Regions from separate parts of the Mus musculus genome. Here regions 1, 2, 4, 5 and 6 are each linked to region 3. A link is a loop called in an ENCODE intact Hi-C map of the cell type or tissue named here. Cell type or tissue: heart. All regions are shown on one strand. Region 1 overlaps Slc37a3 (solute carrier family 37 (glycerol-3-phosphate transporter), member 3). Region 2 holds the start of Gm34147 (a long non-coding RNA gene). Region 3 holds the start of Kdm7a (lysine (K)-specific demethylase 7A). Region 4 overlaps 4930599N23Rik (RIKEN cDNA 4930599N23 gene). Region 5 has its middle 19 kb from the start of Gm26008. Region 6 overlaps Gm34147 (a long non-coding RNA gene).

The links. Hi-C counts contacts between places; a loop is a spot of excess contacts. Peaks named below come from ENCODE experiments on the same cell type or tissue, not always from the same donor. Only the 100,000 strongest peaks of a DNase experiment are listed, where the experiment ranks them.
Region 1: it touches region 3 in a loop (9-fold over the local background); 29 of 42 quality-filtered maps call a loop at or near these places.
Region 2: a loop joins it to region 3, with 2.8 times the contacts of the local background. A loop is called at or near these places in 12 of 42 quality-filtered maps.
Region 4: it touches region 3 in a loop (6-fold over the local background); 2 of 42 quality-filtered maps call a loop at or near these places.
Region 5: a loop joins it to region 3, with 2.4 times the contacts of the local background. A loop is called at or near these places in 11 of 42 quality-filtered maps.
Region 6: it touches region 3 in a loop (2.9-fold over the local background); 13 of 42 quality-filtered maps call a loop at or near these places.

Annotation. Positions count from the first base shown.
Region 1 is chr6:39,341,647-39,346,646 of GRCm38, forward strand. Slc37a3 (solute carrier family 37 (glycerol-3-phosphate transporter), member 3) reads right to left here. Exons shown (of 15, transcript NM_028123.3): 11 at 4,249-4,350; 12 at 3,649-3,696; 13 at 2,607-2,758. Among named protein-coding and RNA genes, the nearest start is that of Slc37a3, 34 kb to the right of the region's middle. In heart, a CTCF peak has its summit at 2,575; a DNase peak (open chromatin) is centred at 2,585.
Region 2 is chr6:39,262,784-39,267,783 of GRCm38, forward strand. Gm34147 (a long non-coding RNA gene) reads right to left here and starts at 2,828. Exons shown (of 4, transcript XR_377568.2): 1 at 2,658-2,828. It overlaps Gm26008 (a long non-coding RNA gene), which reads right to left. Exons shown (of 6, transcript XR_001785221.2): 5 at 3,550-3,726; 6 at 2,867-3,018. It also overlaps the pseudogene LOC115490450. In heart, no CTCF peak of the experiment used is centred here; DNase peaks (open chromatin) are centred at 1,058 and 2,128.
Region 3 is chr6:39,202,789-39,207,788 of GRCm38, forward strand. Kdm7a (lysine (K)-specific demethylase 7A) reads right to left here and starts at 3,985. Exons shown (of 20, transcript NM_001033430.4): 1 at 3,653-3,985. The coding sequence starts at 3,846. In heart, CTCF peaks have their summits at 2,388 (motif pointing right) and 3,872; DNase peaks (open chromatin) are centred at 2,603, 3,423 and 4,143; H3K4me3 peaks cover 2,962 bases; H3K27ac peaks cover 3,007 bases.
Region 4 is chr6:39,118,823-39,123,822 of GRCm38, forward strand. All of the region lies in intron 1 of 4930599N23Rik (RIKEN cDNA 4930599N23 gene), which reads left to right. Among named protein-coding and RNA genes, the nearest start is that of 4930599N23Rik, 2.8 kb to the left of the region's middle. In heart, a CTCF peak has its summit at 2,047 (motif pointing left); no DNase peak of the experiment used is centred here; H3K4me3 peaks cover 254 bases; H3K27ac peaks cover 201 bases.
Region 5 is chr6:39,316,286-39,321,285 of GRCm38, forward strand. No RefSeq gene overlaps it. Among named protein-coding and RNA genes, the nearest start is that of Gm26008, 19 kb to the left of the region's middle. In heart, no CTCF peak of the experiment used is centred here; DNase peaks (open chromatin) are centred at 1,696 and 2,956; H3K4me3 peaks cover 341 bases; H3K27ac peaks cover 1,695 bases.
Region 6 is chr6:39,254,594-39,259,593 of GRCm38, forward strand. The region is part of intron 1 of Gm34147 (a long non-coding RNA gene); the gene reads right to left. Among named protein-coding and RNA genes, the nearest start is that of Gm34147, 8.5 kb to the right of the region's middle. In heart, a CTCF peak has its summit at 2,856; DNase peaks (open chromatin) are centred at 2,388, 2,778, 3,288 and 4,778; H3K4me3 peaks cover 1,967 bases; H3K27ac peaks cover 1,940 bases; H3K27me3 peaks cover 1,084 bases.

The DNA.
Region 1 (5,000 bases), 140 kb after region 3:
CCATTTATATCTATTTTCTAATCAAAATTTGACCTATGTTTTCTTCTAAGAATTTCATAATTTTAGCTCTTCAAGTTAGATCTTTAATCCACTTGGAGGTCATTGATGTATGAAATAAGGATTTAATTACTTCTTTTTCATGGGGATATCTAGTCCCTCCATTCCACTGCTGAAGAGATGACTTTCCCCTGCTAAACAGTCTTGACATTGGTCCTGAAAACCACCTGAACACAGATGAGATAAGCCACATCCTTTGACCACACCATTACTGAAATGTGTGCTGGGGAAAAATGAAAGCAAAAACACTTAGTGACCTGGCCTAGGTCCTATCAGATAAACAGAGTTCAAGTCCATCTGGGTGCAGCAGTGCGCCTGGGATGGCAGCACCAGTGAGAACAGGCAGGAAGATCAAGGTCAGCCTGGATGAACAGCAGAGCAAGCTCCCTACCCACAAAACTCTCACCACCCATCACAGCTTCGGGAACATAGTAGCCTTCTAAACAGTAACTGTAACTCTACCTTTAAAAAATATTTATCATTCAAACAACCACACGGATACTTTTTGTTTGTTTTTCAAGACAGGGTTCCTCTGTGTAGCCTAGCTGTCCTGGAACTGTCCTGGAACTCAAGGGATCAGCCCCAGTGGTGGGATTAAAGGCCTAAGCCACCACCACCTAACACTGTTTTCTTACTCACTATGTGTATACCTGGGTGTTCACGCGCGCGCGCGCGCACACACACACACACACACACACACACACTGTATATGAGAAGGTCAAAGGACAACCTTCAGAATTCAGTTTTCTCATTCTACAATGTGATGGCAAATACCTTTTCCCACTGAGCTATCTCACCAGTCCTTTAAAAACATCCTGTCAACGTACAGTTTGGATAACATAAAGACACATCCACTACAAGGGCAGAGCACAATAGTTTTTAGTGGATCTGAATTGATGCAGCCCATCATTAATGCCATTTAGCAATGTTATGGCCAGCTCCATAAGCAGCCAGCCCACTGGCAGTCACTCCTGAGGCACCACAGATCCAGTCTTTTCTTTTCTTATAAATTTACCAATTTTAGACATTTCCTATGAATGAAGAAGGCACACTGTGTCTCCCATGACTGGCTTCTTTCAATAGCATATTTCTGAGGTTCCTCTATGCTGTGGTATCTTCCAAGCCTTTGTCACCTTCTAACTGATAAATAATCCTCCACTGTATGGATCGGCCACATCCTGCTTATGCATTCAGCAGCTGCTGGATGGACACTTGTGCTATTTCTACAGTAAGTGGGTAAATGTTTAAGTTTCAGTGTAGACATTTGACGCTTGGACTCGTTTCTCCTTAGTAGATAATGCAATCTCATCCAGGAATATGTGTCCAAACGCACTAATAGTCCTGCCAAGCTGGCCCAGGGGACAAGGACACTTGCCACCAGGCTTACAGTTGGGGTCTGAACACTGACATGTGTAGCCAGCGTGGTAACACAGGCCTATAATCCCAGCACGTGCAAGGTGGATCAGGAACTCAAGGGCATCCTGGACTACAGGAGAAACTGTTCTCAAGTGTACTAGTTAAATGTATTTAAAACACTCAGTATAATGGGTCTGGAAAGATGGCCGAGGGTAACGACCCTTGTCATCAAGCCTGATGTCTCAAGTTCAAGCCCCAGGACCCACACAGTGGAAAGAAAACAGATTCTGACAGGTTGTCCTGACTTCCACACATTTGCCACGTGGCATGCACACACACATAGACACATAAATGCATAAAGCAAGACGACTGTTCACCTCCCCTCAGACATGAAGCCTTCTGAATGGGTGACAGTAGCCCTGCTTGATTTCCACCCCAGAGCATGCAGAGCAAATCCTCCTACCCTTGTTAAATTTTGTATACCTATACCTACACACACACACACACACACACACACACACACACACACACACTTGTTCTTTAATTATACAGTCAAATATCCTAAGCATGTCAACCATTTATTGTACAGTGCTTTGGAACCAGAACGTCTCCCATGTGCCAGGATCGATGAGGGAGGGCTACAAGGTGGGGGTGGGGGGCAGTGTGGGGGGTGGCACAGACAACCGGGCCACGATGCTGCCTTCATAGAGCCTGCATTTCTGTAATGAGCAGACACTGATAAACACCCACTACATGGCTGGAGAACACCTGGGTGCGCTGCTGCCCCTCACTAAGCACAGGCACAGCAGTGATTCACCCCAGTCATCAAGCAAACCAGTAAACTTAAGACATCCTGACTGCTTCAGTAAGGCAGGTCTAACCTAGAGGCTCTCCAGCATCTGCGTGGGAATATACAGGCCCACAGGTTCCAAGTCAGCGTCTATAGACCTCCAGCAGCCTGCATCCAGGATGAGTTTGCTACAGGACACCTACAGACAACCTCTGGGACCAGTCATAAATGTCTGGACATGGAGAAAACAGACTGTACTCAGAGTTAGCTACACAATCTTTGGCCATTCGGGATGCCTTCCATCTCAGGTCCCACCTCTCAGAGGCTGAAAACCTAGGGCGTCCTGTCCACAGCACAAGAGCGCCACCTGCCGTGGGAGTCAGCAAGCACATGCTCTTCTCACCTGGCCCACAGCAGCACCAATACTCCCTGTTCCATCGACGATCCCCGTGACAGTCGCCAGAGCCTCGCTGTTCCCTTGGATCAGCTCTTGGCGACCCAAGTCTGCAGAAATAGCAGAGCTAACCATATTGGATGGTCCGCCGATAAAAAACCCTGAAGCCATAAAGAGAACAGGTTCATGTTAAAATATGATCCACATTTCTAGCCATTGACCAGATAGATAAAATATTCCAATGTCTTAACCAACGTGTTGGTGAGAAACAGAAACTAAAGGAAGTGCTTCTAGATAGTACTTTCAGACTAACTGTATCTGCTCTTCTGAAATCCATTCTCCAGTGATATGACACTCTAGTGTCTATGTCCCAGTGGAACAGTCGGCCATTTCAATGCAGTAGGCATGGACTCATCAACAAACAGTAGCAGCTTGTCAGGGTCCATTACAACACAATTATGTCCCCCAAACACCAATCCACCCGAGTCAACCAACACGCTGGAAAGAGAGGGATGAGACAGTGCTGTTTCAAAGGGATTAAACAGGATTGTCCCCTTTGAAACCACAGCTCTTGTTCTTGTAAGGCACAGCCCTCTGGTGGATGTGGCCTGGCTCTGGTAAACTCAGTCATGTTACTGGAATCATAGCCACACATCTTGCTGAATTAAAAAATTACACACACACACACACACACACACACATATATATAAACATATTTCCCAGTTTTGGCATGAGAGAAAAAAAATCTAGCTATTCTGCACTTCCACAAGCTAGTGGATGGGATTCCAATGTGAGGCCTTACTAAGTCACCTTCTGAAGTCAAAGCCAGACATGGAACAACAAACCAAATTTTTGGGTTTGTCCACAGGGACAGCTTCTGTCTCAGAAGGTTGAAGAAGTTACCCATGGGCAGAGAGAAGTTGGCAAAGACATTTATCTTCCTATCACTTGAGGTCTACATAACAAAGGTTTAGTGTCAGTCCACCTGTGGGAGACAGCTTTCTCTGAGCTCCCAGAGGGACAGCGCAGTGGACAGAAGGGTCGACCATACCTGTAATGGTCATCAGAAGCGCATTGATGGACTTATTGTTTGGAGAGCCTGTGAGAGAAGAGACACACCACAGTGACTTGAAAAGCAGTTGCATGTGCCTCCATCAACAGTGCACAGCAAGCGACTGCATCCCCATCCCTAACCCGCCACAGCACAATCCCTCCAGAGACAACAAAGACAGACGGGGCCCTTCCAGCTTTTGTCCTGTCTCTGGCTACTGCTCAAGCTAATGAGATGTCTAAAAGCCAGAGAACAACTCTACGGCTTTAGAACACACACACATACCCCAAGACCTACTAATTACCATCCTCCCGCTTTAGAAACCTTGCCTCCTTTTATGGTTTTATTGGCTCTAATGCTGTCCCTCTGGAGCCGCCCCTCAAACAAAGCAATACACTCCCAAGCAAGCTTTTAAACAGGTCCACAAAGCAAGGGAGATGACGAGATGACGGTTTCCTCCCCACACAAATAAAACCATGTGATGACAGTTCCCAGGCACTCAGAGCTAATCACAGATCTCTCCATGGCTGGCCACCGACTCTGGGCAAGTGCCTACCTTCAAGAGATCAGGAATCAAGGCAATTACAAAGGAATACTCACGGCTATACCCAACAAGGGACCCGACGGCCAGGAAGAGGCTGAGGGCCAGCACAGGTGCTCTCTTCTGCAGTACGTCAGAGATGAAGCCTAGCAGAGTCCCACCTTCAAGCACAAAGCACACGGTCAGTGGAAAGCAGCTGTGGCTGGGCTCAGCTGTCTGAGACAAGCCCCTCGGGGGACAGATACAGCTGGTTCTCCCAAGTGTCCCCACCACAGTGGCTGCCTATGGACAGGACACCACAAAGTAAGAAAAAAGAAAACTACCAAAACCATCAATATCATACTTACCACTTTCCCTATCAAATAAAAAACAAACTGATTCCCCTGGATTTCCTCATTTGAACTTAAAGCATGAAGAACTGAATCAAGTGAGCCTGCACTTGCCGTCCCCCTGAAGTCTGGAACAGAAAGATCACAAGCTTGAAAGCAGCCCGGATGCCTAGTGTGATCTAGTAAGGCTCAACCTCGACAGCTAGTTTAAGGAAGAGCCCTTGAGCTGCCGCTCCAAACCCACTTCTTTCGCTCTGCACCAAGATGCCTTTAACTGTGGAAGATACAGAAGTATGATCAGGTCCCAGGGCGTCTACATTACCTTTGGCTCTAGACCTAAGACTACCAATAGCCAAGTTCAAATATAATATCAGCGTGACACCTAAGAGCCTTCTGTGCTATTCCTGTGTTCAGGGTAGCTTGGCTTAATGTGTAAATACCACAGACAGAGATGTTAAGGTGAGGCCACAGTGTATAATCTG
Region 2 (5,000 bases), 60 kb after region 3:
GGCTATTAATAATCAGATAAATGCTCCATTGCTTGCCAACTGAGTCTGGCTGTATTTCATGGATGTCCTCAATGTGAGCATCTCTTGGCCATGTGCTCATGGTCCATCCTGCCTCATAGGATGCTGCTTCTTCCCCTACCTTTTTCTTCTTCACAGGGGCCCTGTCTAGTTTCCAGACCTGGGGAGTGGGGTGCATATTTTACATATCAAAGTAGACCTGACCTCCAGGTTCTCCCAACCTGGCATACCCTGAACTTTCCAGCCCAGAGACTGGGCTGCCCTTCCCCCCAGAGGCTCTTATATAATCCAGACATTTTGGTCTCTCCCTTCCCCCTCTCCTCTCTCTCCCTTCCCATGAAAACTTCCTTGGCCTCTTTCCTTGGGGCCAGTGAACTTGCCTGCCAAAGAGCTGCTTTCCCAATAAATCTGCATTTAATATAATCTAATCTGATTTGAATCGGCTCATTTCACTGGTGGAAAAATAATATATCAGCCCCTACCCGAAACCCCCCTATTCGATTTCAAGTTTCGTCTTCCTCTCTCTTCTGCCCAGGCACAGGCTTTAGCCTTTTATTAATGAATCAGAGATCACCAGGGAGCATCCTTTACAGCACATTGGTCAATACAATGCCCATGTCCAGACTGCAACCTGATCTCAGGGCACAGAACTCAGCATCTGAGTACACAGCGCACGAGACCGCCCAGACAACCAGCTACAATGCATCGCTGGGAATTTCAAACACTGAGCTTATGGAAATCTGACAGGTGTGTTTATCCACTGGGATCTCAAGGGTTGCCACTGTAATAGCTAGCATTATTGATCTTGACTATGCATTATGTGCTTATTCATCCAATACTTAAAACAACCCTCAAAGCTTGACGCTCTCCCGTTTGATAGACGAGAAAACCCAAGGCACAGAGAAGTGCCTCTTTTAGGTCCCACAAGTGATCCAACACTCAAAACACACATCCACCGACTCTAGAATGTAATCTGCTACTTCTCCCTTGGACTAGTGAAGTCACCCCTGCAACGCTGCCAGGGAACACTTCATTCTCCGCCTCACCCTGTGGGCCACGTGTGGCTATAATAGAATGCAGTTCTGCTGTGGTGATAGATGGTCTTTGAGAAGCCATAAGGATTGCCACTGGGCGGGTAGAATATATCTAGCTAAATCTAGAGGTCAGACTTCTGACCTCTGCCCTACCCAGCACCCAGTGCTAGCTTATGGATAGGCTGCTGTTACCATCTCTTTCCACTTCTGTAGGAAGGAACTGCCAGGCATGGGCTGTAGCAAAGCAAAGGACTAGCCAGACAGACACATGTTTGCAAAGGCTGGCTGGGGTGCCTCTGTGTCTGGGGGTCTGTCCCCAGAGAAGCAGGCTTCACTGCCCTGTACTACTCTAGATCCTAGGAATGCTAGCGAAGAAAACTACATCTAAGGCTCTAAGACAGAAAGTGATATCAGGTGTGGGGAAAGATGAGCTCTAAGTGATGAGCTGACAAACCAGAATCCAACGAGTGCTGAGCATCCTGGCAGAGCAAGGAGCCTGCGCCATGGAGTTGAACCTTCATCCTGATATCACTGCCTATGGGGCGCAATAGACAGGACCCTGAACCTCAGGCTCCCAGGGGTTCTTATAAGCTTTGCTAGCTTACACAGAGGTACTGGCAGCCAAGCTGTGTCTGCTTAGAAGAAGGACCCCAATTCACACAGGTTCCGATATGCCCAGGGGGCCCCTGAGACTTACCCCCGACCCCCACTCTATTTTATTACCATCTTTTCCGCTTTTCTGCCATTGACGGTACAGGTAAGATTCAGGGGACCCAGAAATACCAGGATTCAACTGTGGCTCTTCCACCCTGTCCTCACGTAGAGGGACAAGCAAATGGCTCAAAGCCTAAAGTGACATTTCAGGCTGAATTCTGCGCTAGACAAATAACTGAGGCTGGGAATTCCAGGAACCAGAGCCTCACCCCCTCACACACACACACACACACAGCTGTACAGGACTCCAGTAAGGAGGAAAAGGGAGGGCAATTAGGCCAGAACTGGGTTCAGTTTCCTGTCCCCAGAGCTGGAAAAGAGCCAGAAGAGCTAAGTCCAACCACCCCAGGGGCAGGAAGTGGGAGACCAGGCCACACCGAAGCCCCAGATCAAGCCTTTAACAGCTGTTCCTGGGACAGAAGCCAATCCAGGTTGGGGTGTGGTGAGCCTCCTACCCTTCCAGAACAAGATTTCATTTAATCCCCGTTCTTGCCTCGCTTACAGAGGAGGAAACGGAAACACATGCTAAATAAGGATCAGAACCAGGTCAAGGTCACTCAGCTGCTGGAGAGCAGAGCTGGCTTGAATCTTGGTAGACCCTAGGACCTCTGCACAGGTTCCCCTTGGGAATTGATGGTAGCTCACAGACAGGCCCTCTCCAGGAACTGCCCTGCCTGAAAGGAGGTGCCAAGGACAAGGTTGGTCTCCTCCTGGGGCCAAATCATTTGTGTGGCCATGAAACTGAGAAACAAGGGAGCAAAGACCTCAAGACCACCCACACTGACTTCAGCACTCCTGTGGGATGGAGAAGGCCTTGTGGTTTTTATTTGGGGGGGGGGGGGGTCTTTCTTTATACTGTCTCATACTATACCACGCAGGCATCAAACTCACATTAATCCTCCTGCATCAGCCTTCAGAGAATTGGGAATCCAGGCTTGAGCCCCCATGCTGCCAAGGCCTAAGTTTTTGTCCAAATAAAAATTTCCGTTTTCTTCTTCTTCTTTTCTTCTTCTTTTCTTCTTCTTTCTTCTTCTTCCTTCTTCTTCTTCTTCTTCTTCTTCTTCTTCTTCTTCTTCTTCTTCTTCTTCTTCTTTCTCCTCTCCTTCTCCTCCTTCTCCTCCTCCTCCTCCTCCTCCTCCTCCTTCTTCTTCTGTAAAATTCTGGCTAGTGTGAGCTAGGCCTTTAATCCCAGCAGGGGAAGATACATCTCTGTGTGTTCCAGGCTAGCCAAGACTCCATAGTGAAAGCCTGCCTATAAATAAATAAAATTAAGTAATTAACTTTAAAAATATATGTACAAATAAAATACTTCAAAAATGTGCGTGTCATCCTTGCACAGGGGCTGTGCTAATCCTCTCTATCATTTTAGTATATGTGTTGCCAAATTGAGCACCACAACTGTATTTCCTTGCAACCTCTCCCTAGGCCTCATCCTGCTTCCCTGCCTTAGCCTCCTTCTTAGCGTTTACCAACCCAGCCCTTTCCACATTCAGCTTTCTGCACCCAAATCTCTCTCCCCTGCTTGGCTTTGTGGGCATCCTTCCTAGGAGGTTCCACAAGCTCATCTTTGTATAGCCCTGCCTGCACTTCACATTAGCTAGGATAGAACAGTCAAGACTCCAAAATGGGTTAAGAAGGCCTCTAGGATTAGCATCAGTCAGCAGTCCTGCTATTCCTAAGCTAGTGAGTGGGACAGAGGGAGAGAGGGGGAGAGAGGGAGGAAGGGAGGGAGGGACAGAGACAGAGACAGAGACAGAGACAGAAACAGAGAGAGCATGCACACCTCTGCTCCAAACATCATTTAGGGACGTAGGGGTCAACCAGTTCAGGAGAAATGAGCACAGAGATACAGCAGTCCTTGCTAAAGACACCAGGAAGGTAAGTGTAGGACCTGGCTTTGCACTTCCTGTGTCTTGACTTCCTGTGGCTGGAGACTACTTGCAGCATGTGGAGTTGATGCCTAGGTTTTGAGACAGGAAAGACAAGAAAAATTAATTCCTCACTCGATAGTACGGCTGAAGCTTCTAACTAGTTGAGAATCAAGAGTTCCAGCTATCAAGTTTGGTGGCACATCCCAGCACCCTGGAGGCAGAAGCAGGTGGTTGTCTGTGGGTTCAAGGCTAGCCTGGTCTACAAAGAGAGTTCTAGGACAGACAAGTCTACACAGAAAAATCCTGTCTCAAACAAAACAAAACAAAACAAAAACAAAAACAAAAACAAAAAAACAAAACAAAACAAAAAACCTTCCTGGTTATCAACATTTGTTATATTGTTACCACCAGAGGAAGTATTTCTTTTATATAGAAATACTTTCAGATATGAATGTTAAAATAACAACAAACCTGGCTTAAGGCCTGCATCTGTATGACCTCAGGTAGGACCTTACTCCTCTCCTAGATTTTTTCCCAGAATTCCACATACAAAACATTGTATTATATTATATTATATTACATTATATTACATTACATTATATTATGCTGGCAAAAGGGCTCAGTGGGTAAAGGTGCCAACCCAAGTTCTATCACCTGGACTGACATGGTAGAAATATAGAATTAACTCCTTTAATTGACCTCTGACCTCCTCATGCATGTGCAGATATAGATAGATAGATAGATAGATAGACACACACACACATATATACACAGCCAATTTAAAAACATTATTAACTAATTCACAGTGAGGCATCCTATTGCTTCCCTGTGTCAAGTACAATCCTGTCTGGCATACCTTTGTCCATCCTGAGATTTCATTTACATTTCTTAGCAAACTTTGTAAATAACAACTTTCGAAACAACCAGAATCCTACATGTAAGTATTGTTAAGCCAGCTGGACTCGACCCTTTGTCCTAAGCACCTCTCTATTAACCTCTGCTCTTAAGTATGTTTAAATAATGTTTTATAAAGAGTCTGGGGAAATGGCTCACATACTCCACCTGCAGCCAGGAGTCCAACATCCCCCGTGTCAAGCAACTCCCAACTGCCTGGAACTCCACCTCCAGAGTCTATCTGCTGCCACTACCTCCAGAACTAGTTCCAGGACAGCCAGGGCTCAGAAAAACATATCTATATCTTATCTATCTCTATCTATTTACCTATCTATCTATCTATCTATCTATCTGTGCTATTTAATAAACTCTGTAAGGAATGGCAGCAAGCACCTTTATTCCTAGCATGCAGGAAGCAGAAACAGGTCATTTCTGTGAGTCCCAGACCAGCCAGGGACACACAGTGAGA
Region 3 (5,000 bases):
GGACAGCCAGGGCTACACAGAGAAACCCTGTCTTGAAAAACCAAAAAACCAACAAACAAACAAACAAAAAAAAGAGTATAAATCATATTACCATTATTAAACCTAAAGAGCAGTAAAACAAAGTAAGTAATAATAGGAAAATGACTTTCAAATGGTGAGCTTTTTGTGGAATTAAACTCTATACAGCCGAAGAACACTATACAGGCACCAAAAAAAAAAAAAAAAAAAAAAAAAAATCAAATAGGATTTAAAATATGACCAAAAATATACTCTAGTATTAAAAAAAGTAACAATTCATAAAATTCCAGTTTTGTTCTTTTAAGGATATAAAAAAGTCATACCTCAAATATTAAACAGTAGTTATTCATGAAAAATATGGACTTATGTTATTTGTATTTCTTGTACTTTTTAATTTTTGTAAAAGCTAAAGAATATGTGATTACAAAGATTAATATAAATGTTTAAACAGGACACAACAAACATTCTCCTACAATTTAACTAACTTGAACAGTGATGCTGTTGTTGATGGGATGCCATCAAAGCCATACAGCCTGGAGCTCAGAGGGTGGGGCGGCACCAGGGAGAACCTGCACTATCTCACTCCCACCAGGGAGGACCTGCACTATCTCACTCCCACCAGGATGGAGAAGAACTCTATGCTTAAGATGGAAGGAAGCCTCCTAGGAGAATCCTGCCCAGCTCTCAGCACACTGACGGAGTATCTAGTACACAGTCACAACCTGCTGGCTTAGGACGGCTAAGGGGTAGAGGCTCCTGCTCACGAAGGAAGCACCAGAATTTACCTCTCCACCTAGCTGCACCAAGGAAGGCCCTTTCTGTTTTTTGTCAGAATAAATTAAGACAAGTTTTGAGGTTACCATGCCTGGTAAAGGTACCTGCTATGCAAGCCTATCTGAGCTCTGTCCCTAGAATACACACACACACACCAGAAGCACATAATAACAGGTTAAAAAATTAGTTTTAAAAATTATCCATGTAAAGGATGTTTATCCGTCCTGCTTCTCTGCAGATGGACTATTTTTGGAAACCTGAGGATGGGTATTAAAGATATACCTTTGTACTTTAGGGACCAATTCTCTATAATGTTTAATAATTCATGTATAAGTAACTCTTCACTGTTTAACACTCATTAGAATAAATACCAATCATATATAGGAGCCCTGCAGTGGTGGTGCATGCCTTTAATCCCAGCACTTGGGAGGCAGAGACAGTCGTATTTCTGAGTTCAAGGCCAGCCTGGTCTACAGAGTGAGTTCTGGGACTACACAGAGAGATCCTGTCTCGACCCCCCCCCAAAGTCATATAGGTTCTAAATTATCAATATTTAAAAATAAGACTTACTAAGAAGATACCACATTTACGAGGCCTGGCAGTAAGACTAACTTTTCTAACGTCTGATATATGAACCACATTAACATCTCCAAGATAAAGGCTCAAAAAGACCCTGGGCTCACCTGAGTCACCTCCACAGATGAAATTAGTGTCTCTTCAATGGCTCTTTATAAATTAGTACTTAAATGTGTGACAAAAATGGCCAGGAAACACCTGAGGTTTGTCATGCTTTAGCATTAAGGCACCTAATTTAAGACCAAAAGCTGCAACTGGGCATGGTGGTACATGGTTTTAGTTCCAGCACTTGGGAGGCAGAAGCAATCAAATGGAGTTCAAGGCCAGCCAGGTCTACAAAGCGAATTTCAGAATAGCCAGGTCTATACAATTAAAAAAAAAAAAAAAATCTGTCTCAAAGGAGAAAAGAAAAACAAAGCCTCGGATGACAGCTTGCAACACAAGCCTGAGCCCCTGAGTTCTGACTCACCAGAACCCATGTTACAATAAAAGAAGCGTTAAAACCTCAAATCTATGGTTTACTAACCTATCTAATCTCTGAAATACACAGCCTCGAGGCATATTTTTGTCAAATAGTGCCCAGGAAACTTCAAATTTTTCAGTAATTACAACCAATTCTTGTTTTATTCTTTTTAGAACTTAATGTTGGCTACTCAATTCTGGTTGCCTAGAGTGTTATAGAAGCAGAGAATGTAGGCATAGAATTGGAAAGGTTTGGTATCTACAAATTTTACTTTTATATATAATCAAAATCTAGGGAAACATTTTACTAAGTGACATTACCCTTCAGCTTTTATCAGACTGTTGAAGCTTGCCTTTACAAAAATGAGCACATTACCCCTCTTTTAAAGTGATACGTTTGTGTATGCTATCTGTTGTCAGAGTCCTGTAACTTTAAAACTCGGTAAATTTAACTGCACTTGAAAATTAAGTCAAACTCTACGCAGTTAGTTGTCAACACTGAAAGAACCCTGTAATTTCAATGGTTTTCTCTCCCCAGACCAGTAGAGGGAGACTAAGACATCTGGCCTGGTGGTGCAATGTTTCTGTAATATTGGGGAGGGGGAGCGGAGGCTGTATTTAAATGTCCTGCTGTCAATCAAAGGATACTTCCTACAACCACAGTCACCATATCAGCTCTAACTCCCAAGCGGGCTCTCGTCAAGATACAACATACAACGGTGCCCAGAAAACCTGCCTCACCTAAAGGTGACCGCAGGCTTTGCCACAACACCCAAATAAGGACTTTGGGAGCCCAACCCCAACTAGTTTCTTTGTTTAAATGCCTGCGAATCCCTCCCACGCCGGAGTCAAGAGGCTCTGGCGCCGCCCTTTATTAGCCTCACACTTTGATTACAAAACACACGAGTCGGCGGCCTGGCTGCGGAGGCGGCCCGAGCTCTCCCAAACGTCAAACCTGCGGTGCGGCGGCGGCGGCGGCATCGGAGGGCATCGTCCGCCACCGCACCGCCCCAAAGTTGGATGGCCGCAGTGCCCAGGCCACCGCGGCGGGCCGTCCGGGTGTCGCCAGAGACGCACTCACTGTAAAGTTTGAGGCGCTACAGCGACGCCCGGGAGGGTCTGCGGCGACGTCCCCTCGGCCCGGCCCGCCCGCCCCCCCCCCCCGGCCATAGGGGGTGTGTTGCGGGGTGGGCCAGCGGCTGGCCAAACTGTGCCGTGACGGGGCCCCGCACCTCGCGAGTGCCACATCTGTTGCTCTGTTTACTCGCGCCCGTCGTCCCACCGCCCCGTCCCGCCGCCCGAGGAAGTTTGATAAAGAGAGAAGGGGGCGCGACGGGACCCGCGGCGGGGGCGACCCGCGACCGGACCGAGCCGCGGCCGCCCGGAAGCGCAGCAAGCGCGGCGGCTGGCGAGGGCAGGCACGGGGCGAAGGGAGCCCGGGACACAGCAGTGGGCGGCAGCCAGGGCGGTGGGGGGACCGCGGGCTGCGGGCCTGCCTTCGCTCCTCCGCCACCCGAGCCGTGCCGCCCACCGCGTCCCCTCAACCGGGCTTCCCCTGCCAACTTCTCTGCCGGCCCCTTTGTTCCTGTTTGTTGTGGCGACTCTTCGCCCGGGCCGGCCGAGCCCACCGGCTCCGTTCCGCAGCCTGCCGGGCAACCGGGGGCCCCCGCTCTCGCCTCCACCCGGCCCGGACACTCGGTGCCTAAGAGTCGGGACGTGGGGAGCGACGCGGCAGCCGAGCCCGAGGGAGGCGCAGGCGGCAGCGGCAGCGGCTGGTCGGTGACCGCAGGCGACGGCGGTGGGACTGAGGGGGTTTATTTACCTGCCGTGGAACCAGTCCTTGCAGACATCGCACTCGATCATGAAGCGGTTCACGTCGTACGGCTGCCGGCATACACAGTACACGGGCGGAGGCGGAGGGGGCGCCGAGGCCCGACCCGGAGCGGACACCGACCCCGCTGCCGCGGCGGCTCCAGCTGCTGCTCCCGCGGCCACCGCCGCCGCCGCTCCGGCCATCTTTAAAAAACACACACACACGCTCGCTCCTCCGCTCGCTGACTGGAGCGAGCGCAGCCGCCAGCCAGCGCCGCCTCCTGCAGCAGCCGGAGCAGCAGCCCCGGCGGCGGCGGCGGCGGCAGCAGCAGCGGCGGCGGCTGCGGCGGCGGCGTCTTAGTGCGCGCGCGCGAGCGAGCAAGGTCGCGGCTCAGGGGCGGGGGCGGCGCGCGCGCGCGCGACGCGCGAGGCCCGTCGGCTGCTTCCGGCGCTCAGCGCGGGGCCGTGCGTCCCGCGCACGTTCTCGGTCTCCGCGCGCGCTCCCTGGCACCTTCCGCGGCGACCTGCGCGGCGACCCGCAGCGGGGCTGGCGGTCCGGGGAGGGGGCGGAGACGCCGTGAGGGCACGCGCCGCAGTGGCGGCGGCGGGCGCGCGACTGCAGACGGAGGAGGAGGAGGACGGCGGGAGCGTGCGTGGAGCGGGTCTCGCCGTCCTCACTGCTCCCCGAGTGGAAGCCCAGGCTCGCGGGGGAAGTTCCTGCCGTGTGAAAAGGTGGATGCTGTGGCTGTATTCTGAGGCGGAGAAGCTCGGAAGTTTCAGCCCTCCAGGGTCGCTTCGCTTCGCGTCACTTAGCAGCCGCCCACTGAGGATGCCACCCCCGTCCTGCGTGGGCCCCGACCGGGGTGACACGTCAAGCAGTTGTGCCTCCCGAGGTGGAGGAACGCCTTGTGAAACGCACTCAAACTTCCGAAAGCGTCGCGCCCAAATTCCCAGAGAGCAACTTGGAAATCTGTGTGTTGATTGGAGCCGCTGTTGTGGGGGGGGGGAAGAACGTGGTCTCCAGGAGGAATTCCGTTAATATCTGTCGCCAAGGGGGAACCAGGCTTGAGATGGGGTTGGTGAGAGGAATGAAGAACCGGTGTTTTTATAAATAACACAACTTGGCTGTGACTGCTCTGCTCTGCTCTGCTAATTGGGGAAGTGGGGAGAAAATTTTGAAACGTCTTTTCCCTGGGAAGGGAGATGCTACCAAAAAGAAAAAAAAAATCCTTTAGGAGTTCTCTGCGCAACACAGGCCATCACTGTTTTTTTAGTCAAAGGTGAAGCTGAATCAGATGTGAGGTGATAAACTGAGGAATAAAACTACCCAACAAATTTAGAATAGAGAAAAGTGAATA
Region 4 (5,000 bases), 84 kb before region 3:
ACGTCCTTTAAAGGGGGCCGATCCTCCCTCCCTCGCCCCTTCTGAGTAAAGGTGATGCACCTAGTTCGATTCCTCACCGGAAAGAACTCTCCTGTGTGTTACCCTGGGAGTTAAACGTTCTCGGGGTAAGTAAACGGGGGTGTGTGGGGGTATACCTATTAAAATACGACTTTTGGCACCCCCATTCCTTCCTCCAGGAGTCTCCCGGGAATAAAAGCGTTAGTAAGTCATGTTCACAGGAGAGGACGGAGTACTGGAAACAGTAAGACGGTGATTCAGACAACAAGAGTTTAACAAGCATGTTAATTCTCTGGGTTTGACCTAGAAGGACATTAGTATGTTGTGAGAAAAGATTGTAATCAAGTAGTATTCCATGGGGCTGATCGGAGGTTAAGCGGCCGCACTGCTCTGGAAGAGGACCTCGGCCGGGTTCCCAGCACCCACATAGCAGCTCACAACTGCCTGTAACCCTGGTTCCAGGAGGGATCTGACACCCTCTTCTGGACGCTTCAGACACCAGGCACGACAGGTGTGAAGGCGCCTTTAATCCCGGCACTTGGGAGGCAGAGGCAGGCAATCTCTGAGTTCTAGTCCAGTCTGGATTTGAAAGTGTACACAGTAGGATGTTTTTGAGTGAGCATGAAGCAAACCCAACACTTTGGTCACAGTGGAGTGTGGGAGGTACTAGGAAAGTGGAAAAAGGAAAGGTGAAGGCTGAAAATTGGGAGGTGAGTGCTTAGAAAATTAATTTAAAATGAATAAAATTTTATTCTAAGTATAAAATACTACAGAAAAGAGCAACTGAGGGTATAGCCCCTGGGCTCAATCCTTAGGAAGGTGTGTGCTGGGGGGGGGGGGGAGTATTACTACAAAAATGTAATAAAATGGGATTAGAGTAGACCAATTGGCAAACCCTGGAACCCAGTGAGAGATTCTGTCTCAAAATAAGGCGGGAACTGGAGAGATGGCTTAGCAGAGAAAAGTACCTGCTGTCCAAAGCCTGCCAGCCTGAGGTGGATCCCCAAAACCCAGGTAAAAGGGGATGGAGAGAGAAACACCCCACACCCCCAAAATTGTCCTCTGACCTTCACATGTGTGCTGTGGCACACACATACATATACATAAATAAACTTAAAAAAAAAAAGGCGGAAAGCTCCTGAGAAATGACATCCTACCACACACACACCACAAAAAAAAAGACAGCAGGCTGGGCCAGAAACTCAGTGGTAGACTGTATAAACATACAACACATACAACACTAGGCTCAATTTCCCAGCAGCAACCCTTCTCAAAAAAGAAAAAAAAAATGAGTATAAAGACTAGATTTTGGGGGCTCAGCAGTTAAGAGCACTGACTGCTTTTCCAGAGGTCATGAGTTGTGGAGAACTTTCGGGCCACTTGGCAGGACATTGGCCAAGGACAAGGAGATGGGCTTCAGACAGGAATCTGACATTGGGCCATTACAAGGAAGTAAACTCAGGCAGGAATCTAATTTTAGGCTAGAACAGGGAAGTAGGCTTCAGGCATGAATATGACTTTGGACCAGGCAGTGGTGGCGCACGCCTTTAATCCCAGCACTTGGGAATCCCAGCACTTGGGAGGCAGAGGCAGGCGGATTTCTGAGTTCGAGGCCAACCTGGTCTACAGAGTTGAGTTCCAGGACAGTCAGGGAGAAACCCTGTTTCCACCCCACACCGCAGATGAATCTGACTTTGGGTTAGGATGGGGAAGTAGGCTCCGATATCTTGGTCCTCCTGATCAGCCCTTAGGAATGGTGATCACGGGACTGTGTTTACTGCCTTGCTTGCTCCTTGACTATTTGTGTTTATTGTACTGCCTGACCTTACTACTTGCATGTAAATAAAATGGTATAAAATCTGATTGGGAAAAAATAAACCTGCCTCAGAACTGGCTTGGGTCATGCTACAATGTTGTCTAATTGTCTTTTTTCTTTTTAATCCTCACTCCTGCCCTAGAAAACCTGTTGACCGACTGAGCTGGCTTGGCTCAATTCTCAACAACCACATGGTGGCTCACAACGGTCTGTAATGGGATCTGCTGCCCTCTTCTGCTCTGTCTGAAGAGAGTGACAGTGTACTCATATACGTTAAATAAATAAATAAATCTTAAAAAAATTAAAACTAGATTGTTAACAAGGACAAATGAGAATGGATTAGAGGTGAGGTGGAGGGCAATTCATTTTCTTGGACTATTTTCCATGGTTTTGATATTTTGATAAATATTTTTATTTAGTTTAGCCATTTAACTGTTTACTTGTACTTTTGATATTGCTTTGCAGTAATACCTTATTATTTTCATTCTTGGATGTCAAACAAGTGCTCTTCCATAAACATTCCCCCGTTTTAGTACCATGACTGGCTGAAAAGGCAGCGTCAGTAAAATGGTGGGTCCTTCCACAAAAGCAGTGAAGAAGCTGGCAAATCCTAGAACCTTTTCAGAGCTCTGGAAGTTTACTAAAAGCATGCAGCATCTCCTCCACAGTTTAATGGAGAAAGAAGCCAACTCTCGGTGAGAGTAGCCATTTCTGTAGCATTTTCTCCTACTCAAGTTCTATCTTAACCCTGAAGCTCTTTGCTGTCTTTGAAAAATGACAACTCACATTCCTAATGTCTAAAGCAAGGGAGCAGACAGGGTTGGAGTTCTTTCAAAGGCTCATCCCAAGGGCCACTTCTAAAAAGGCAGGTCTTTATGTGGTCTCATTGGAACTAGCAAAGTCATAACAATGCCCTTACCCTCGCAAGAGGGCATAATTATTAAATATTTTAATATCATGGCCAAAGCAATGAATAGCGGTTGAGGAAAACAATAGACTAACCAAAAAGCTGAGCAGTTCAGGGCACTGAGAGTGTGAGAATACTGTAGGAACCCACACAGGCACGTATGCATGCATAGGACCACTAAGATGCTCAGGAAACAGAAGTTCTGTCTGACACTCAGGCCCTTTGCCTGCAGGAAGCAAAAGCTATGCATACTTGCAAACTGCCTGACTATGGGAGGCATTTACCAAAACATTCATAGAGCTCCTGGACAAAGACCAAGATGGATGCTGGTTACTGGTAATCTCCATCCAGTCATTAACTGAGAGGTAAGCTAATCAAGTAGTCACACAGTGCAGATGCAAATAAGCTAAACAAAATGAGTTTGGAAAAGTCACTAGACAAACACAGTGACTACTTCATCAAGCAACAACAGCCCCAGGAAAAGAAGAAAATATGACTTTGGAAGCTGCACATTATTTGAAATGTCCATCTTCAAGTAAATTGTGACATGTATAAGGAAATAAAGTGTGACCCATACAAAGGAAGTCAAAGCTAGGAATACGAACAGCTCCTAGAGCTTGGAGAGATGGCTCAGCAGTTAAGAGCACTGGCTGCTCTTCCAGAGGACTCAGGTTTGATTCCTGGCACCCACGTGGCAGCTCATAACCAACCATAACCCTTGTACTGAGGAATCCCATGTCCTCTTCTAGCTTCTGTAGGTACCAAGTACACACAGTGTACATATGTCAAGGCAGGTAAAACACACATAAAAGAAACATCTCCTGACAAGGCCTGATATTGGACTTGAAGCTCTCAGAGAAATGTCCAGAGGGCTCAAACTCTGGAAAACATGAAAGCATGAGAATAGTGTCTAATTGAACAGAAAATATCAGTAAAGAAACGAATTATAAAAAGAACTGAATAGCAATCTTGTACAATAACTGAACAGAGAAAGAGAAGCTCATTGATACTTAGCAGTAGATGTAAACAGACCAGAAAAAGGGAAAAAAGGATCAGAATATTTGAAGATAGGGCAATTAAGGTTATCTGGTTTGGGGGACAATTTTAAAGAAGGAAGAAAAATGAACACCATCAGCTGTACATAAACATACAATCCAGTTCCAAGAGACCCAATGCCTTCTGGCTTCTGTGGACACTGGTTACAGGGTACACAGGATTGAATGCAAACAAAATACCTATACATACAAAATAATTATATATACTGGAAAAAAGAATACAAAGCAAACTTGGGAGATGTAACAAAAACAGTGTTAAGGAAAACGAATAGCTGTCAATGCCTAGCTGAAGAAAACCTCAAATCAGTAACATAATATCCTGAAAAATATCCAAGAGAGGGAGTAATATAAACTAGAAATGTAATAGAGTCTAGGGAAATAATACAATTATTAAAACCAAAACATAGTTCTTTGACACTTAAAAAAATTACCACATCTTCACCTAGAATAACAAAAAAGACTAAGATTATTAATAACCAAGAATAAAAAGGATCATTATTACTGGGCTTACAGAAATAAGGGTTATAAAATATAACCGTTATATTTCTAGTTCTGCATTTGATGCTTTGACCTCTGACTCTGGATGGACTGACCACCTTTCCCTGGGCTAAAGCCTAAGTAAACTCACTGGTGGGTGTGCCTTTCATTTGCAGAGGACTAATCTGAGCCTCCGCTTACAACCACCTCTACCCTTGCCATAAGTTCACCTTGGGTTCTCACACCCTGGGCAGGCATTTCCCTTCTTTAATTGCCCCAACTCCAGATTTCTGACACCAGGAGAGAACCAGCCCTTGTAATCTCCCACAGGTTGATGAAATTATTCAGATTAGCCTAAACTAACTCACCTTCATCACCTGTTCACTCTCAAGGCATCTCTCACAATAAATCTGCCCACATTTCCCCTGTTCTCTGCCTCCAGACTAATACTGGTGTTTACCTGTGTATTCCCGAGTGGCATGATGAGCCTCTCTCTAGAGTTCTCTCTCGGTCTAGAAACTTCATTCATGACAGTTGTGTCTTGCCATATTAAAAGTTACATTTAGTATGTGTGAGTCCGCACACATCACGGCACATGCGGAGGTCAGAGGACAACTTTATTTATTTTTCAAGACAGGGTTTCTCTGTGTAGCCCTGGCTGTCCCAGAACTCACTCTGTGAACCAGGCTGGCCTTGAACTCAGAAGTCTACCTGCCTGTCTCCCAAG
Region 5 (5,000 bases), 110 kb after region 3:
TCCCCTTGGCCCAGCCCTGTGATCTGTGATTCCTTTCCGTCTTTGTTTTTCTCTTGTTCTTACCATGTTACAAAGCAGTCTGCACTTGGTTAATTCAGTCAGTTATAACTATACCAGTTAGTTCTCAACAAAGCAACAATGTATGTGTCGGTCCTGGGTAAAGAAAAAGGTGGGTCCCGCCCTCTGATGCCAGGGCAGGAGTAAAGAGTAGGAAATGGAGTGTAGACACAGAGAGCAGGGAAAGACTGCAAAGTCCCGGAGTCCTCCTGAGGGAAGAAGATCCCAGCAAAACCTGTCAGCTGGGCCCAGGCAGGAACGCCAATGTCTGTGTGCATGTGTGACATGTCAGAGGACATGGGGTCTGAGGTCAGAGGACAAGTGGTGGGAAGTGAGTCTCTCCTCCCACTGGGTAGGTCCTAGGGATAGAACTCAGGCTATCAGGGTGGGTGGCAAGCACCTTTATCTGCTGAGCCATCTTGCCACCTGGACAGCAATGAGTAGGATCCCCTGTCTACAGAGAGCAGGTTCTACTGCTGCCCAGAGATTATATTCCTGAAAGGAGAGGGGAGGTCCCAGGCTTACCAACCTCTACGTATTGTGTATGTGGAGTTTATCAAGTTAGTTAAATTCTACACTGGGTTCCTAAAAATAAAGCTAAACATTGTATTGCAATAGAACTAAGTAATTCCACTCCAACTATCTTCCAAAAGGGTTTATAATATTTGTGCCATTATCCTCTATAGCATTATTCATATAACCAAAAGGTGAAAACAACCACAGGTGCCACGCCCACCGACACATGAATGGGTAAAGATGTGGTATAACCAGGGCTGGAGAGTTGCTCAGTGGTTAAGAGCACCGGCTGCTCTTCCAGAGGAGACATGGCTGACTCCTGGTACCTACAAGACCACCTACAAGTGGTCTCTAAGTCCAGTTCCAGAGGACATGACACCTTCTTCTGACCACCAGGGTAATGAGCACACATGGTGCACAGACATACATGCAGGCAAAGTACCCAAACACATAAAATAAACATAAGTACATATTTTTTAAGAATTAGTTTAGCTAATTGAACAGTCTTCACCCATCAAGAAGTGCAGCACTGATGACGGTCACAACACGAACCGTGCAAACATCGTGTTAAGTGAAATAAGCCAACAAGCCCTACCTCCTCCGGCAGCCTGACAGCAGTTTGCTCAGCTTCAAGCCGTCCACAACTGAGTTATATATCAAGAATCATGAAAAGGTTCTGGAAATAATGTTGAGGTGGCAGATGCCAATAATGTAAGTAATCCCATTACGTACCTAGTTATGATGGTAAGTTTCTTGTTAGACACTTGGTTATCAAAACAGCAAAACCCTACAGTGTCTTTGAAAACTTCTGAGGAGTTGTGATTTTATCAAGTTACTTAAATTCTAGCCATGTTTAGCTTTAATTTTAGGAACCTAGTATAAAATCTAACTAACTTGATAAAAGTTGAGTATATATACAAAACATAAAAATGCTTTCCAGCCCTTGGATTTCTGATCTTTCTGCCCTAGTTGCTGGATGCTGGGATAAAGGCTTTCTCTTCCATCCCTGTCAGATGCATTGCTGGGATAGAAAACAGGACTCCGTGTATGGAAGGCAGGGCTCTATCAAGCAGGCTATACCCCCAGCCTGCTGTGTCCTCTTTTTAGAGATAAGTATACTTGGTTTCTTGCCACTGAAACTGACTTCTCTGACAGAGCATGTGTCCTATGGCAGCAAGGAGAGGACGTGGGACCTTCAGAAGCTACAGATGAACGCCCTCTCTTAAACAGTGCTGTGTCATTGCAGACAAGTCCCCAGATCTGCATTTCTATAAAATGTCCTGAAGCAGGGTTGGTAAGGACAGTCACAGGCAGAGCCGAAAGGCAGCGAGCTCCCTCTGTGTGTGTGTGTGTGGGGGGGGGGGGATTTCAGTTTTAGCTCAAGTGGATCCAAGAAAAACCTGTGTTGTGAAAGTCACAGAGGAGGCGATGACTTGTGCCAAAGCAAAGTGGGACACACAAGAGTGGCATTTAGAGATCAGAATAGCGTTAGCTTTAGAGACCCTCAGACCTGTGGCCCGTCTCAGGTCACCATTTCTAAGCACAACATGGAGCTGGGCATAGAAAGCACAGGGACCTGCATTCGAAGTCACTCTGGCTGCTGGACAGTAAGCCTCACCTTACCGTGTCTCAGCACAACAAACTAGGACAGGCCTTGGGAGGCCTTTAAGATAATGGCTGTTCTTCCCTTCAAAGAGAGAAAGAAACATGGTGCAGCCAGAGCCTGGTTCCACACAGGACCCTCAGGGTTGAGTGATGGCATACCCTTTTCTAACCATAGCCAGCAGTATATAAAGGCTACCCTTGGAAGGCTGAGGAATTAGCCCCAGAAGCAAAACCCAACAGCTGTGGTTTTGTGAATAAATAGAATTCTTGCTACATGAGGGAAGAGGAAAAAAAAAATAGTTTTATAAAGTGGGGGTGTGGGTGGGAAAGAAAGCCAATTAACCAAAGGTTTTAAGAGGAGCAGAATGTGCCACGGGGAACACACAGAGATTCCCACAGGAGTGTTGTAGCCTTAGTTCAATGGGACTGGGCAGGCCAGAATTACAGAACCCCCTTTTCCAAAAACAAAAAAACAAAACATAATGCAGAGGGTGCCAGGGAGCCTCCTAAACAGGTCTGGCTCTGGTCCAGACCCTCGCAGGTACCTGTCCTGTCTTTTGCATTGTGCACTTCCCCTCTGCTGAAGCACCCCCCCTCACCCCACCCCCACCCCCCCACCCCCCGGCACAGGAGGAAGAGCTGGGCGCGCCCTCCTTCACGCTAAGATCAGGAGCTCGGGTGAGCAGGCCTGCAGGCGATGAGTCACCACGAGCTGCCAATGCTATTCTGAGATCTGCCAAGGACACGGCTGCTCTTGTCAGCGCCCTGGCACCCCTGGCTGCTTCACTCCTTCCCAGTCTGGCTCCCAAAGACAAGCATTGTTAAGAATGAGGGACATGACCGGGTTTAGCCCAGAGACAAAAACATCTAACCATTCTGCGTCCACCTCCGGGAGATCTCCCGCTGCCGGGAGCCTCCTCCTTCTGGACTGAACTGGCACAGCTGGCTAAGAATCCATTCCAGGGCAGGGTAAAGCAGACCTGGTTTACCAAATGAATTTGCCACATGAATAACCTGGCCACTTATTTAACTTAGGGTCAAGGAAGTATTTAAGTTCTAGATTCTCTAAGGAAACAACGGACTGGGCCCCGGAGAACAGCTCTCCAGAATGCAGCACTTGGGCACCGTCCCAGCCTCTCTGGCTCTAACACAGCCCAAGGAAACCTTAAGCCCACAGGAACCATCGGGAGTGAAGTGCTGTAGAGATCATCTCAACTCAGCTGCCAGAATGTAAATAAGAACCTACACTCTGTGGGGGCTGGTGAGATGGCTCAGTGGGTAAGAGCACCCGACTGCTCTTCCGAAGGTCCAGAGTTCAAATCCCAGCAACCACATGGTGGCTCACAACCATCTGTAACAAGATCTGACTCCCTCTTCTGGTGTGTCTGAAGATAGCTACAGTGTACTTACTATAATAATAAATAAAAAATCTTTAAAAAAAAAAAAAAAGAACCTACACTCTGAACCTTTAATCCCAACATTTGGGAGGCAGAGGTAGGAGGATCTCTGTGAGCTCAAGGGCAACCTGATCTACAAAATGAGTTCCAGGTCAGCCAGAGCTATTACATACCAGCCTGGTCTACAAAATGAGTTCCAGGATAACCAGGGCTATTACACAGAGAAACCCCATCTCAAAAAAAAAAAAAACAAACAAACAAACAAAAACAAAAAAAAACAAACAAAAACAAAAACAAAGCAAAACAAAAAAAAAAAACAAGAGAGAGAGAGAGAGAGAACCTATACTTGCTACTAAATTGCAAGAGGCCTCATGGGAGAACACCAGGCCTCTATCCCAGTTTCTTGTGTCATAAGCCCTTGGTGACAGGCATTTGCATGCAGTGTGCTCCAGGAAGATCAAAGTAGTAGTGTGCCCTGTTAGCAAGCATTTCCTATGAGGAAGCAGCCTGCAGAGACTGGAGATGCCGGTAGAGAGAAAGATGTGAGGTACACCCAAACCGCCCTATACTCGCACTAGGTCCTGTGGGGCAGGAGCCACCTTGCTGGCCGGGAGCCAGGCAGGACTCAGCCTGCCCTGGAGAGCAAGCGTGTTTTCCACAAGGGAAAAGGCACTAAGTGGTGGAGAGCCATCCTGGGTTTTTGTCTTGTTTTGTCTACAATGATGTGGGGAGTTAGGCCTGGAGAGGCATGTGGGATGCACACAGGAAGTGTGATCCAGCAGATGTAGAGAACATCTGAAAACCCACAGCAGGAGACAGTGACCATCAGATTGGACCAGAGCTTTCTGAGGTGCAGACTGGCGGCTATGTACAGCTGTATAGAGGATGCATCAAAGGGCAGAAAACAGGGGCTGGGGTGTGGCTGGGCACTGGTGCTCAGGCTCAACACACATGAAATCCCTGGGCTCAACCCCAGCATCTGAAGTGGGTGAGGAGCCAGAGGTACAGGACCAGGCCTGTAGTTCAGATGGGAGTAATACAGAGTAGACAGAAGGCAGTCACAATAGGATAGTGAAGGACATGCAGGAGGGAGGGGGCTGGGGCAGAGACAGAGATACATTTAGGAATACTTGTTGCTTTTCTAAGGGACCTGGGTTCCATAGAAGCATCCATGATGGGTGGCTCACAGCCACCTGCAACCTCAGCTCCAGGAATCTGACACTCTCCTCTGGCCCACTCACAGACTTGTAGCATGCACACAGAGACACAAGCATCAATCAATCAATTAATCAATCAATTCAGAGCAGGTGTATAATGTATTAGTGGTAACTGAACAGAGCCCTAGATGAGGAAAAGAGGGAATGAGGAAGGCTAGAGATGGATGTGGTTTTTTAGCTAAAGGAAAAATTTGCCTGGCGTGATGGT
Region 6 (5,000 bases), 52 kb after region 3:
GGTGGGGTATAGCAGGAATGTAATCCCAACATAGGGGAGTGGGAGTAGGAACAGTTTAAGGTCATATTGGCTGTATATTGAGTTACATGAGACCCAGTGGTAGGGGAAGCCTAACATGGTGGCACATGCCTTTAACCCAGGGCTCAGGAGGCAGAGACAGGTATATCACTGAATTCCAGGCCAGCCTGGTCTACAGACTGAGTTCCAGGACAGCCAGGGCAACACAGAAAAACTGTCTCCCAAAACCAAAACCAAAAAAAAAAAAAGGCTTAGTAAATAATATTGCTTTACTTTGTGAAATGTTAAGGTAAAGTTACTATGTTTTTATTGACACTGTGTCAATAAAAACAAAACGCCACATTCCATTCTATTCCAACTCAAGAACATCAAAGTACCCTGCAGAGAGCCGAACAGCTTGCCTCTGATAATATTCCCCAGTGGGGAAGGAAGGAACAGATACAGCCTAAGAGAAGATCTCCACGGAAAGGCTTCTCCAACACCAAGTGGAGGCTCTTGTAGCCAGAGAAAAGCCAAAGCTCTTCTGCACCCACTGCTTACAGGAATGCAAGCCCTGCTTGCAACAGGACTAGAGAGGAGGCTCAGCAGTCAAGAGCACCTGTTCTCGAAGACCAAGGTTTAATCCCTAGCACCTACACAGCCACTCACCATCATCCTTAACCCCGTCCCAGGAGACCATCCGGAATGCACACGGTGCACATACATGCAGGCAGGCAATAACATTCCTACTAATAAAGTGAAAGAGATCAGTGTCAATCAAGCCTTTTAAGAGTGTTGCAAGAGCGGAGGGTGCACAGAGCGTGTGCCAGGTACTGATGTGAGTGTTTTGTATGGTTGGATTCATTTAAGGAACCCAATTAACTCTCAGTGAAGGCGAAGTGCCAAGAGTCTGGCCCTCGATCCCACAGCTGCACGGCTGAAGCCTCCCCTTTCTCCTCCATGAAGTGTGGACAAGTCCCCAGCCTCAGGGTTACTCTGAGAATTAAACACAGTAACATAGGGAGGCAGAGCACTTCAGCCTGGAAGGTTTTGTTATAATTTCCTAGACTCAAAGAAACTAGCACATCTGGAAAAAAAAAAAAGTGTTCAGAATTCACGTAATAAAGACAGAAAACAGGAAAATTTGCGATACTTTCTGCCATATCTCAGTTTGCCTTTTTGACATGTACATCCCGGCCGAGGTGAACTTGAAGGGATGGTTGATCTATTTGGTCCTGGTGGCTGATCTCTAATAAGCCTGGTCACCACCACATCAAAGGAGCCACTGAGACAACAGACTAGTGAAGTCAGGAGAATGCAAATCCTGCCCACACTTCAAAGGGAGCTCTTCTCTGAGAAGTTGTTACAGGCCATTGTGTAAACTATACAGCCCAGGGAGCTACAGGCACACCAATCCAGCATTCAGAGACTCATGACATACACCCAGGACCTAAAATATCTCCCCAGAAAAGTTCTCATTCTACCACCTTCTTAATTTCTGCTTCACACGACCAAACAGTGAACAAGTGCCTAGAATGGAGCAGGCTGTGGTGGCACAGGCCTATAGTCTCAGCACCTGGAAGGCTGAGACAGGAGGATTACCACAAATTCGAGACCATCCTGGGCTCCACATCGAGTGCCAAGGCAACTGGGTACCTAGGAAGACTCTGCCTAACAAACAACCATCTAACACTGGGCAGGTGGGACCGGCCTGAAACGCATCTCATGGGCAGCCCTCTGCTCCCTGGGCTTCAACCCTCCGTTTGCATATTTGGTGTTTGAAAGCCACTACCAGAAAGGAGCACTTCTTCACATTTTGGCTGGCGGTGGAACGGTGGAGAAGACCGAGGGGTATAGAAGGCCGATCTGCTTTTTTCTGAGCAGGTGCTCCGGAGCCCAACCTTTGAACTCCGTGCCGTTGGCGTTGGTGGTGGTATACCCGCAAATCAACAACAGACCTTCTCCACCTGTTTAAGGTCCAGTGTTTAGAGAGAAGGAAACAGAACTAGAGGTTTCCTGGAGCTCCCCTAATTACCCAGGAAGCAGCCACACAGTGGGCAGATCCCACTCGGCACAGAGTTCCCAGGAGGAATTCCTCCAGCCAGCGCATTCTTCTCCCAGACCCTTGAGCATCTCCCCGGACCTCCTGCGCGTTCACACCTCTCTGTGCACCCCCACCCCGCGCGTTCACACTCCAGGCTTCCTAGCAGCCCAGCCCCCAGCCCGCGGACCCCCGCGCGTGCCCTGCGCCCCCGCCGGGAGCCGGGAAACGTGCGGCACGTGCGCTGCGCGGTGATTGGCAGCTGCGGACTTGAGGCTCCGCACCCCCACCCCGCCTCGCATCCTGCTTGGGGAAGGGGAGTCGGGAGCTGCGGCTGGTCCAGCCTGACTGGCTTTCGCTGCTCGCTGCCCGGAACCTAGGAACAATGACACTTGATGGGGCCGAAGGAGGCGGGAACTGGGCCAGTGCTCTTGTGTTCCGGAACCGCTTGAGCTTGCTTTATGAGGCGTGGATACTATTCTCGGGGGGTGGAAATACTTTCTATAAGTGCTGAGAACGTGTTTTCCACAGTTTTGTCTGGAGCCCAGAACATTTTAACCCCAGCATCTTAAAAGACAGAGCCAGGAATTTAAACCCCACCCCCACCCCTTCGATAGGCTTATGGGAGTTAGAAAAGAGTCTGAGAAAATGACAAAGGCGCAGCTCCTGTGGGTAGCTAGGGATAGATGCTCCGCCTCATACGGGACCAGAAAGATGTCCATGAAAGGATCACATTGGCTTAACTGGGAAAGCGTCCCAAAGGAGGTGATTGGACAGAGGTGGTAGGGACCATGCCGAACACCGCTGCCTGGCTGCGGCGCTCAACCCCGTACAGAAAGAACAGCTTTCCAGTGAGCTGCTCCGGAGTGTGAACCGCGAGGCCAAAGAGGCCTTGTGATTCTCGGACAAATAGTAGCTCCTGGAACCGAGCGGCACCAATATAGTAGAAACCTTACAGCCCCATCTGTAAGGGACATCAGAAACCTAGACACTAAGAACCTTCTCTTGGACTCTCTCTCTCTCTCTCTCTCTCTCTCTCTCTCTCTCTCTCTGTGTGTGTGTGTGTGTGTGTGTGTGTGTGTGTGTGTGTGTGTCTTTTGCAGAAGTCTGGCATAGGTGTGTATGACATCCCCACCGTGTCCCTGGATTCTGTGATTTGGATCTGAGAGCCTGTCTGACCTCTGCCACACAGCGGGAAGTGGAGGAAAGGGAAGGAAGCCAGGCTGTGCCATGTCCTGTGTCACTTTTCCCTGCTGCAGATGTTTAATGCTTTAGTGTTTTCCATTGCTGCCCACTGAATTATTTCACTCATTATAGCAAGAGTAAGTCTGCATATGGGGGCTGTGATTAATTAATCCACACCCAAAGTGCCACAGCCAGTTAGTGCTGCTTTGGGGCTGCAGTGCAGGTGTTCTGACTGGAAAAGAAGAGCAATTTACATCAAAGGAAGAGACCTCGCCTGGCTAAGATCCTCAGCTGAAGTGCAATGAAGGGATGAATAGGTTCTTTGCTCCCTCAGTCTAGTTTGGTTGCTTGGTTTGGTTTGGTTTTTCAAGACAGGGTTTCTCTGTGTAGCCTCTCAGATACTGAAACTGAAAGCAAGTACCACCATCACCTGGCATAGGCAACTTAATCTTACGGGACTATCATTATCTTCTATAGCCCGGGGCAGCCTTGGACTCATTACCTGGCCAGGGACGGCTTTGAACTCCTGACCCCTCCTGCCTTGTTTACTTGAAATTACCGGGATAGAACACCATGATCAAGGCGACTTGAGAGTGTATTTTTGGCTTACGGTTTCAGGAGGATCCAGTACATAATGATGGGGAAGCCGAGGCAGCAGGCAGGCAGGCAGGCATGGTGTCAGGAAACTGAGATATCACTTCTTTTTTTTTTTTTTTTTTTTGGTTTTTTGAGACAGGGTTTCTCTGGCTGTCAGGGTAACTCTGGCTGTCCTGGAACTCACTCTGTAGACCAGGCTGGCCTTGAACACAGAAATCCACCTGCCTCTACCTCCCAAGTGCTGGGATTAAAGGCGTGTGCCACCACCTCCCGGCAAGATGTCACATCTTGAACCACACACAGAAAGCAAAGAGCTAACTGAAACTGGGGCAGGGCTGTACACTTTCAAAGTCCTCCTGCAATGACATACTTCTGACTGCATAGTCACATCGTCTAGAGGTTCCATAGCCTTCCCAAATAGCTCCCCCAGCTTATGACCAAATGTTTAAATGTCTGAAACTATGGAGAGACATTCAGTTAAACTACTACCTGCCCCCATCTCCCAAGAGCTGGGACCACAAGTGTGTAGCACCACCACCTGCTCAGCATTGTATATTTGATCTGTGGCATGGCTGTGCCCCTGAAGTGACTTGAGATGAGCAGCAAGGTACAGGACCCACAGACACGGTGTGATTTTTGTTGGTTTGGTTGGTTGGTTTTTGGCTTTTGGGGTTTCTCTGTGTAGTCTTAGCGGTCCTGGAACTCCATCTGTAGACCAGGCTGGCCTTGAACTCACAGAGATCCACCTGCCTCTGCTCCTGAGTGCTGGAACTGAAGGTGTACAACACCACGCCCAGCACAACTTACATCTTCAAAAGTCTGATATGACTCAAGATTAGTGATAGAAGCCAATTGCACAGCTACAGAGCCTTTCATTCAAATGTCCCTGGGCCTAAGAGTGTGTAAAACTTGCTCCTCTCCTAAGAAAGCCTAAAAGAGAACTGAAGACAGCCACAGGAACTTCCTGTTCTGTGATCTAAGTGCAAGGGAACTGAGACTGGGTGTGGACTTGTTTTCATGAGAATAAAATTATAAGTATGGGTGGTGGTAAGGCCAGCCTGGTCTGCAGAGTAGTGAGTTCAGAAGCCCTATCTTGATGTAAAAAATAAAAAGACTATAGAGGGGTGGTGGTGGTCCACTCCTTTAATCCTAGCACTCAAGTCAGGAGACAGAGGCAGGT